2 separate regions of the Homo sapiens genome follow, and region 1 is linked to region 2. Evidence: chromatin contacts called from ENCODE Hi-C or POLR2A ChIA-PET data. All regions are on one chromosome and are shown on one strand. Each heading gives the region's core, a stretch centred on a gene start or an enhancer-like site at or near the end of the contact. The rest is flanking DNA. Distances are from core to core; before and after follow the strand shown. Region 1 overlaps TMEM8B (transmembrane protein 8B). Region 2 holds the start of TOMM5 (translocase of outer mitochondrial membrane 5).

Region 1 (5,294 bases), core at 779-3,278, 1.7 Mb after region 2:
AACCCTCGGAGAACGTGGTGGAAATACAGACTGTGACCCACCACCATGCACAAGCACCCAGTGATAAGATGCAGACACCACCGCATACCGTGGAGAAGAACATGGTGAAGGTGTAGACTGCAGCTTCCAGCACATATCGACTCCGAATGGCCAGGACCACAGGTGGCAGAAACATGAGGTTGCTCAGGCAGAGCAGGAGTGTGGACAGCAGCTGGAATCCATAGGTGAGCGCATCTGCACTGTCGGTGCAGCCCCAGCCTCTCCACCCTGCGGGTGGGGAAGGCACAGAATGGAAGAGAACAGACGGCAGCTATGGGCCTACGCCACAGCTTGTGGAGGGTGGTCTCACCCCGGCTCTGCCAAACCCGTCCCCAATTCAGGCTGCGCACTCCCCTACTCCCGCCGCCTGCCCACAGGCCCAGCAGGTCCACCTCCAGTCCACCGCAGCCCGCTCCCTCGCCAGCCTGCTCACCGGCCTTGCACTCGCAGGCTGCGTACAGATAATTGTGTGTGCGCAGCAGCTTGCACTGGCCGTAGGGCCCGCAGTCGTCCACGCATGGGGACAGGAAGGTGCGCATCCGCACCTCGGCCGTCGCGTTGCGGCACCGCACGAACCTGCGCACAAACTCGCAGTCACCTGGGGCCCCGGGCCACCCCCGCCAAGTCCCGGTCCCAGCCCTGGCCCCGCCCCGCACCGCTCACCGAGGCCCCACCCCGCACAGGGAGCGGAGGGCCAGGAACCAGGTCCCCGTCTGCGGGAATGGGATTCGCAGCCTGGCAACCCTGGTGGTGGCACTGACAGAGAGGAGGAAGCCGGCCAGGGACTCTGAAGGGAGAAGGAAGGAGTCAGTGAGAGGGAGGAGGGGTCAGAACCCAAGAACCCTCACCCACCTGCTCCCACTTCCCGGAACCCTAGCCTATCATTCCTCCATTCCATCCCTCCCCACCTTCACCTCTGCCCGCCACCACCACCCCCACACTGCAGCTTCCTCTCCTCCCCCATTCCTCACCTCACCTTTGGAACAGGTCACTGCTGCATCCCCCAGGCTCAAGGGCACCTCGTGAGTCAAGCATCCAAACACCGTCACGTTTTCCTGGCGCACGGAGCTCTGGGGAGGGCAGGTATGGAAGTGAGGCCGCCACATCCTCCATCTCCACCCACCGCCACCCTCAGACTCCCACCCCTGTTAACCCACACCTTCCAAGGACAGCCCATTCCTCCCGGCGCTCTCCACGCCAAAGCTGCTCTCTCACCTCCATTCTCAGAACAGAAAAACTGAAAAACAACAGATCCTCCACAGCAGAAATCTTTCAAGGACTGATGAGACGGCAAGGCCCAATTTTGAATCTGTTCTTTGGGCAGAAGTGTTTCAATTCTGTCCAAGCAAGAGAGAACACCCTCTTTTTCAGTCCTATCTAGCTCATTAAGGAGAAGGAGGGCTGTTGCCAGTTATAGAAACTAATTGTGGACAAAGGCAATTGTAAGGTTTCCCATCATCTTCACCTGGACCCCAAGACAGGTGGAGCATGAAGACACTCACTCCAACTCAGGTGAAATGATCCTAGGTACTGAACAGTGGTAACAGAATGCCCAAGAGATTAAATGTAGCAACCTGGCTGGGATTAAAAGAAACCAGATATCTGCAAGAGTAAATGTAAGGTGTTGTCTACAAGAATAAAGGCAACAGGATGCCATAAGCTCACCTCATTCAAGAAGGATTTGAGGCAGCTTACATAAAATAGAATATAATAAATGCCTGAGGGAAACTTAAAAATCAGGACAGGAAAATAAAGTCTGTCCCTAAGGTAGGCCATATATTTGATACTGCCTTCCAAGCAACCAAAGCAAAGGAAGTATCATGAGTTACCAGATTTGCAACTACATAATATAAAAGCTAATCAGAGTCTCTGGAGAATCACAGCATCCAAAGGGGAAGTTCTGAGATAAATTCTCATCAAAGCGGCACTGTGTGTTGTCATGCATCCTGTCCTCAGCCACAAGAGTGAGTTTCATACAACTTCCTTATATAACTTCCTTCAATGCAAGCCCGGGGCAATATGCCAAAGTATTACTCAGTGAAAGTCTTTCTAGGAGGGAGCCAAAGAAAAAAGTATATGCAGTTCTCTGATCCAAATGTCCAGTTCTTGATCCAAGGGGAGAAAAAAAAATCAAAATATTTGGAGGAAATACCTTTCAGAATAAACAGAACAGGCTGAGGTGCTTAGCACGCGTCATAGAATGCAGATGGATGGAATGTAAACAGATGCTCATTAAAGTGAATGGATGGGAATGCAGAGAGGGAAAGGGTGAGGGGCTGCAGGAGGGCTAGGCTTCTATTCTCAGGGTACTGAGGAAGAAAGAACAAGTATGCGTAAGGCTGTCCTCTAATTCAGGGTCTACGGTTTCAAGGTCGAATCAAGATCTCACTGTCATTGCCCAGAGGCATGGCAATAAGCAAACACAAAATACATACAGTCTTAGCTAGAACAAAGAGAGAATTTGATTATGTAAATAAGAAATATCTTCAGGTTGAATAAATGGCTCTAACAGGACGACTAGAAAGTTCTAAGCCGTGTCCCATAAAAGACCACATGAAGCCACAGACCAGGCCTCAGGTTGGCTGATGGGAAAGCGGTCCCTGCTCTCAGGGCTGGAGGATAGTAGAGTTAAAAGGATCCCTGGCTCAGGGAACAGCTAAGCTGAAGATATTCTCTAATGGGCCAACATAGGGCTCCGCCCTCATCTCAGTCTTAACGCTGACAGTAATGACTAAGAAGTACAAAAAGTTGGCTTTGCAAGTGTGTGAATTACACAAAGTGGAGAAGGCCCGAGTTCCAAACCAGTATTAGGCAATACCTCAAGGAGGGACATAAATTCTTCCATTCAGGTTCAAAAATTCACTGCAAAAATGCAAGATGCGAATTGGCACCAAAATGTATATGCCCCTTGATTACAACTAGATAAACAAAGTAATTAATGTGGAAAAGACATGGGAGGACATAAACCAAAAACAGCTGTGGGCCAGGCACAGTGGCTCACACTTGTAAACCCAACATGTTGGGCGGCCGAGGCAGGCGGATCAGTTGAGTCCAGGAGTTTGAGACCAGCCTGGGCAACATGGTGAAACCCAGTCTCTACTAAAAATACAAAAAATTAGCTGGGTGTGGTGGTGCACTCCTGTAATCCCAGCTACTCTGGAGGCTGAGGCACAAGAATCACTTGAACCTGCGAAGTGGAGGTTGCAGTGAGCCGAGATCACACCCCTACACTCCAGCCTGGGCAACAGAGTGAGACTCCGTCTCAAAAAAAAAGGGTTAAACAGTTGCATTAGGGAGATATTTTCCCCTATTTTCCAAAGTTTTTATGTGATCCTATTACTCTTATAATAAAAAAGTAAATGTATACAACTGGTTTGAAGAAAATACAAAGGAAGTAAAGGGAAAAGACCCAGGGATCTCAGTTCACCACAAGCCCTAGGTGATCCCACAGTGTAATGCAGCTGCTGAAAAAGGCAACTCAATCTCAGGCAGCACAAATGCAAGTCTTGTTACCTGGTACCCCGGTCCGACCACCTCAGATCACTTATTTCAGAGACACAGTGACCACTAGAAGTATGACCAGGTGAGATAGTGAAGGAAGGGGAGAGATCCAAATACCAAGACCCCTAAGACACTGAGGTTCTTCAGCTTTTGGGTGGTTGCAGGTAACATCTGAAGGGCTGTAAAAATAGGACTGGGATGTAATAAATATATCATACTAATGTAAGATATTAATAATAGGGGAAAACGTGAGAGAGTGGGTATATGAGAACTTTGTGCTTTCTGCTCAACCTAAAACTGCTCTAAAAAAAATTAAGTCTGTTGCTTTAAAAAAGAACAGGACAGAGATAGATTTACTGGAAATGGCTTCTGGATATGGCTTTTACCCACTGAATCAAAGATGAGTGGGTAAAAAATTCATGGAGACAGATTTTGATGGGATGTCAGGAATGCCTTTGGCAATCAGCGCTATCCAAACATGAACTGTGTGGCCTCAAGAGGTGGTAAACTCCCCATCAAAGGAGATTTGCAAGAAAAGGTTAACAACTACCGTAGTGAAAGGCCAGTAATGAGCAGGAAGTGAGCCTACAAAACTGGGAAACCCCAGACACTGAGTTGACCTGGTTGACCCGCCCATCTGTAGCAGAGTGAATACTCAGGACATGTTTGTTGACCAGAATTGGGCTGAGCCATGGTCCCTAATTGTCAGGATGGGTGGGAGCAACCTGGACAGGCTTCCTGGAGGAGGTAAACACCCCAACACCCCTGACACCTTCCCCTTCAAGCTCCCTGGCAGAGCAACCTCCCCACTCTCCATAAAGAGTACCGCATTGAGCTGGAGCTCCAGGCTGAGGACGCCTCCACTGTCCAGCACTGGCAACAGCCTCATGGCGAACACGGCTGGGCGCTCAGGGGGAAGGGCCACACTTGGGCCAAAGAAGATGTAGAAGTGGACAGAGAAGGTGTCCAGCTCGTTGCGCAGAGTCGGGCGCACTGGCCAGCAGTGCTCGGGTGGGGACGTGGTCCCAGGCCCCTCCGCAGGGGTTCCAAGGGATGGCGGTTCTGGGGGCAGTGGCTGGTTGCCCAGGGACTGGGGCATGTTCATGGCAGCTCCAGGGACCAGGGCTCGGAGCAGGCCGGGCTGTGGGCACTCTGTGGGGCAGAGGAAACCAGAGCTTGGGCCTGCAGCCTTTACAGTCCTGAACTTACTCATAAACACATCTGAGCTAGACAGGATTTCGCAAAGAGTGGGGAAGGATGAGAACTAGAATGCGATGTCCCTTGGGAGTGTGGGGCATCCAGGTTTATAGGGGTTTCCTAATGGTGACAGCTAATGCAATACCACACTGGAGGGAACTGAGGTCATCTATCCCTCCCTAAAGGCATTGAAGACACTATTGAAACAGATACTAAGTATGAGAGGCTGTCTCACTGACTTGCAAGGGCTTTGGCAAGGACAGTGTCCCAGAGGTCCTGGATGTCCCTGCCTACCCCAGGAAACTGAGAGATTAAATCAAAGAAAGTAATGAGGTCCTTTAGTTGTCTCAAGTCAGATGCAAAAAAAAAATTATCTAAAGGCCTTCCAATAACTTGGAGCTCCAAGTGTGATGGCTTCAGGGAGCATGAAGGAGCTTGGGATGGGGAGGGGAGGTTGTAGGGATATGGCAGAGGGCCACTGAACACAGCCACCCAAGTCACTTCCCAACCACAGATGTCTACACAGACTGGGGCAAATGCAGGGGTTCTGACCTTGC
Region 2 (5,647 bases), core at 2,769-5,268:
GTACTGTCTGGGAAGTCGAGGCAAAGGAAATGGCTCTTTAATCCCTCCTGGGATCTAAATGGAAAACAAGACAGGCTGTGACATCAGCTCCCATTTCCTCTGTGATCAGACTAAATAATACAAATATCAATATTAAATTATGCGCGCATACTTTTTATTTTTGCCTTCCACGGCAAATCACAGTGAATCCTTTGCTCTTAGCTTTTAGTTCAAGGTTATGTAGGAAGAACAGGAAAGATGAACACAGAATTACAGCATTTTTAGAAATGTGGGCAACTTTAAAGATTAGACCCAACCTCTAATCATCCCATCATTGAGGAAGAATGAGGGGTCCAAGATATGAAATAGCTCCATCCAATGTTGACTTCCTGAAGCATATTTTCTCAATTTGCCTCACCTAAACCCACTGTCATTGGACAATACCACCACCTACATGCCAAATAAATAAGCACTTTTTTAAAAAGCCAAAAAAGAGAAGCGAATCTCTTTTCATGAGTTTCCTTCATTACAACTAGATGAACCATGCAAGGGGAAAACTGAATTCACCAGGAGGAACGTATCTGAGACAGGAATGGGTCATCCTCCTAGCCTGTAACCAACACCAATTCTTCACTCCAAGATCTAGCTACCCCATATTTCTATCCACTACCTACTTCTGTCTCTACAGGTACGCAAGCACCAGACTTAAGAAAATTGTTATGAAAATAATACTGCCCTTTAACAGGCTAGCCGTTTGCTACCATATCACCTACCGGGTGTAAAGGTGCTGCTTTAGCTGGGCATGGTGGCGCTTGCCTGTATCCCAGCTACTTGGGAGGCTGAGGCAGGAGGATCCCTTGAGCCCAGGAGTTTGAGAATAGCCTGGGCAACATAGCGAGACCCTGTCTCAAAAAATTAATTTAAGAAAGTACTGCTTTAATTTAGGGAATAAAATTCAAATGCTTAAAATCTGTTCTTTTCACCAAGAAACATTATTTTTGGCTAATTTATCCCGTCTTTCATTTCCTATGAAAGTTACTCAAAAGCATCTCTGCAGAGAAAATAAATTGATAGTTTCATATGTGAGCTGTTTTTCTAAATTTTATCAGCATTAGGGGTTGAAGTTACTGGAACCACGTAACAAGAACTCACCCCTTCCCAATCACTTTGCCTCACTATTCGGATGGATGAGATATGCCTTATTTTTACATCCATCCTATCGTGGAACACACACACACACTGACCATTTTGATGTCTGACCATATTTGATGATATTTTCAAAGTCATACACTCCATAACAGAAAGTTCTAGATGACACAATTAAAATTCAAGATGCATAGGTGGTTTTAAAAAATGCATAGACTGTTAGAACTGGAAGAAACTTTCAAAAGCATCTCAATATATGCCTTCCCTTTCCAACTAAACAAATGGAAGAACTGGGTGCAGTGGCTCATGCCTCGGTCAGGAGACTGAGGCAAGAGGATTACTTGAGCCCAGGAGTTTGAGACCAGCCTGGACAACACAGCAATATTCTATTTCTAACAAAATAGAAAAAAATAACCAGGTGTAGTGGCACGTGCCAGTAGTCCCAACTACTCAGGAAGCTAAGGCAGGAGAAGGACTGCTTGAGCCCAGGAGTGTGAGGTTGCAGTGCGCTATGATCACACCACTGCACTCCAACCTGGGCGACAGAGCAAAACTTCATCTCTTAAAAAAGAAAAAAGAAAATTAGCCGAGCGTAGTGGCACACGCCTGTAGTCCCAGCTACTCGGGAGGCTGAGGCAGGAGAATCGCTTGAACCCGGGAGGCAGAGGTTGCAGTGAGCCAAGATCACGCCACTGCACTCCAGCCTGGGCGACAGAGCAAAACTCAGTCTAAAATAAATAAATAAATAAATAAATAAAGAAGAAGAAAGAAATGGAGTTGCAGTGAAATCAGATACTCGTCCCTCATCACACCACTAGTTGGCAGCAGTGCCAGATCTAGAGTCCATGTCTCCAGTGTTCCTGTTCATGTTCTTTCCGCAGTTCTTGCTGCTTTCAACATCACTGCAGGCTTTCTAAACACTCACCAAGGGTTGGCTGGAGGCTATTCCTTGGGAGTCAGCCCCTCCCATTCCAGAGCTGCCTCTGCTATTCCATTGCATGAATTACAGATGCAAAAGGTTGCTAAAGCTGGAATAAGCAGATGAGTTCCCTTTCTTGCCCCAGTGCCTTACATTCTGTCAACCAGAAAGTTGACCGTGCATATAGTTATTAGTTGCTCTCATAGTAAATTATTGTCCTAATTTATCCAAAGTCCATTGTTGCTATGCAATATGCAGTCAAGAAGGAACATTCTGGTTTTGAATTATGTGAGCAATTCAGTCATCTGGCTTGCGTGTAAGAAGTAGATATGGCTAGTTGGCATGCGTAACTTGGGGCAGCAGCCTACTAACTCTGTTTGGATGCTTCTGTGACAGGAAATCTGGTTGCATCAAACTCTTGACTCTAGCGATGTCCATCCATGTGGGCACTAACTGTTAAAGACTAACAGATGAGCAGTAGGGTGCAGGGGAAAGATAATTCAACTTGACATGATAATTATCTGCATTAGAACCCTGCCCGTGCATCACCAGCAGAATGACTAGACTTTAGTGCACTTTAGACTTCAGCTGCGATGTTCCAGATAAAGGGCTTCACACCAAAGCTGGACTTGGTTTCTGAGCCTCTTTCTATTCATCTGTAAAATGCTGATCAGATTTGAACTTGCTTTATACATATTGTGTTACTTGGCTAACAGTATTTTAAAGACCTCTGTGCTTCAATAATCTGTAAAAAGGCCAGGTGCGGTGGCTCATGCCTGTAATCACGGCACTTTTGGGGGCCGAGGTGGGCAGATCACCTGAGATCAGGAGTTTCCAAGACCAGCCTGGCCAACATGGTGAAACCGCGTCTCTACAAAAAATACAAAATTTAGCCAGGCGTGGTGCTGCGCAACCGTAATCCCAGCTACTCAGGAGGCTGAGGCAGGAGAATCACTTGAACCTGGGAAGCAGCGGTTGCAGTGAGCTGAAATTGCGCCACTGCACTCCAGCCTGGGCGGCAGAGCGAGACTCTGTCTCCAAAAAAAAAAAAAAAAAAAAAAAAGTTTCATCTTTGTCTCTTTGTTTTAACTTATGTAAAGTTTCAAACATACTCAAGAAAGACTAGAATAATTAACTAAAATGAAGTACTAGTCACCAGCAGTTTTTAATATTTTGCTGACATCACTTATCTCTCTCAATACTTTTTTCCCCCTCTGAGGTATTTTTAAGCACATTTGGGGGCCAGGCGCGATAGCTCACGCCTGTAATCCCAGCACTTTGGGAGGCCGAGGCGGGAGGATCGCTTGGATCCTGGAACCCAGGAGTTCCAGAACAGTCTCAACCACCACAATTAGCAATAAAAAAATAAATAAAAATTAAAGCACATTTGGGCAAGATGTTTTAAAGATCTCTGTGCTTCAATTGTCTAATCTAGGAAACGAAGATTATAATATCGAATTCACGGGGGACAATTATATTGAATATTCAATAAATGTTAGTTATCACTGTTTACAGTGGTACCTATGTGCACAGCCCCCTCCAGCGCGTAAAAGCACTTTACAGCGCAGCGCTCCAGGCTCAAGATAGATGTTATTGTTGTTGTTATTATTATTATTATTATTATTATTTTGAGACGGAGTCTCGCTCGCTCTGTCGCCCAGGCTGGAGCGCAGTGGCGCGATCTCGGCTAACTGCAACATCCCCCTCCTGGGTTCAAGCGATTTTCCTGCCTCAGCCTCCCGAGTAGCTGGGATTGTAAGCACGCGCCACCGAGCCGGGCTGATTTTTGTATGACAGATGTTATTAAAGACAGCGTGGAGAAACCAGAGCCTGCGTTGCTGAGCTTGCGGCCGCCCGCTTCACACCGCACTTCAGATCAGCTGGGTCAGGACGTGGATTGTCCCGTGCAGGCATCCATCGTCGAGTGTGGCAACGAGAGGGCGGGAACAGGAAGTGAGGATAGGCCGAGTTCCGGGCGCGAGGCGGCCACCGTGGAGAGCAGAGCGCGGCGGCTGGAAGCTGCTAAGTCAGAGCCGCGATGTTCCGGATTGAGGGCCTCGCGCCGAAGCTGGACCCGGAGGAGATGAAACGGAAGATGCGCGAGGATGTGATCTCCTCCATACGGAACTTTCTCATCTACGTGGCCCTCCTGCGAGTCAGTGAGTGTCTCCCGGGCTGTGACTGTGAGACCAGCGGGGAGCTCACCGACGGGCACCCCTTAACTCTAAGGGGTCATCGGGGCCTTCGAACTGAGCTGAACGGTAGCGGGGAGCAAGGAGGGTGCGCGTTGAAGGCGACGGGCATATGCGCGGTTTGAGGTCTGCGGGTCAGGGTCCGGGCACTGAAGTGCACGTGGTGGCCGGCGCGCGTGTTTAATCATCCTGGTTCTCCCAGCTTGAAGAATGTTTGAGCTGCCGGGCGCGTTGGCTCACACCTGTAATCCCACCCAGCACTTTGTGAAGCCGAGGCGGGCGGATCATTTGGGGTCAGGAGTTCGTGGTGGCGGGCGCCTGTAATCCCAGCTCCTCGGGAGGCTAAGGTGGGAGGATTGCTTGAATCCAGGAGGCGGAGGTTGCAGTGAGCCGAGATCGCGACACTGCACTCCAGCTTGAGTGACAGAGCAAGACTCCATCTCAAAAAAAAGAATGTTTGAGCTGAAAGAGCTCAAGTAATTATCCCTAGAGGAACTCCCTCGTTTTTGCAGACAGAGAAACAGAGAAACAGAACCATAGTTCTAGAAGGAAGAAACAGCCTTCTTGGGAAGGCTGGCCAAAGGTCACTCAGCGATTCAGTGAATGATCTTGACCTAAAATCCAGAACTCTTAACTCAGTACCAGGTTCCTTCCCTTTCTTTTCTTTTCTTTTTTTTTTTTTTCCTCGATACACAGTCACGCCCTGTTGCCCAGGCTGGAGTGCAGTGGCGCAGTCTTGGCTCACTGCAACCTCTGCCTCCCGAGTTCAAGCCATTCTCCCACCTCAGCCTCCCAAGTAGCTGAGATTACAGGCGCGCGCCACCACGCCCGGCTAATTTTTGTATTTTTAGTAGAGATGGGTGTTTAACCATGTTGGCCAGGCCGGTCTCGAACTCCTGACCTCAGGTGATCCACCTGCCTCAGCCTCCCAAAGTGCTGGGATTACAGGCGTGAACCAGCGGCCGGGTTCCTTCCCTTTCAAAAGTGCTGACCTTTGAAATCCAAAAAGTTTTGCTTCATTTCTGTTTCTTTGTATAGAGGGTGAAGTGAGTCATTAGTTTTTTGGAAAAAAATGGGAAAAAAGAATATGAGTCTATAGGATTAATGCAAATATTTGAGGTTTTTTTTTCTATATCTTAAAATTGACAGGAAGTTACTCCCATTATATAGTCTTGACAGTGGACCTTTGAGGGAGGCAGGGCCTAAGATTCTTTATATCATTTTACAAATGAGAACTTGATTTTCAGAGGGGACTTAGCAAGGAAGGAAGGTATCAGAGTTATAGGAACACTGAATATAAGAACTGGAAGCAGCTTTATGATCAGTTCTCGAATGCCCTGCCTTCTCGTTCTCAATTCAGTATCCTTTCCATTGTTCCTTGCTGTATATTATTGGCCAGCCAGTCTGGATG

Evidence for each region. A loop is a pair of places that touch in the nucleus more often than their neighbours do. ChIA-PET counts read pairs that join two places held with the same protein, here RNA polymerase II (POLR2A). Pooled maps may share reads with other maps.
Region 1: a loop to region 2 is called in a pooled map, with 1.9 times the contacts of the local background. The contact joins the enhancer-like site here to the promoter of TOMM5 in region 2. A Hi-C loop is called at or near these places in 1 of 50 pooled maps. POLR2A ChIA-PET finds 5 or more read pairs at or near these places in 2 of 52 experiments (T-cell and activated T-cell).

What each region holds. Positions count from the first base shown.
Region 1 is chr9:35,841,790-35,847,083 of GRCh38, reverse strand. TMEM8B (transmembrane protein 8B) reads right to left here. Exons shown (of 13, transcript NM_001042590.4): 5 at 5,290-5,294; 6 at 4,367-4,692; 7 at 1,016-1,109; 8 at 703-826; 9 at 473-615; 10 at 89-267. Among named protein-coding and RNA genes, the nearest start is that of TMEM8B, 15 kb to the right of the region's middle. RefSeq lists an enhancer at 1-708 and a silencer at 2,178-2,472. Within about 2 kb of position 2,028, at least 13 of the 41 ENCODE cell types and tissues checked have a DNase peak (open chromatin) inside an H3K27ac peak, as active enhancers do.
Region 2 is chr9:37,590,968-37,596,614 of GRCh38, reverse strand. TOMM5 (translocase of outer mitochondrial membrane 5) reads left to right here and starts at 4,018. Exons shown (of 2, transcript NM_001001790.3): 1 at 4,018-4,203. The coding sequence starts at 4,083. RefSeq lists silencers at 1,940-2,009, 2,409-2,703 and an enhancer at 3,662-4,421.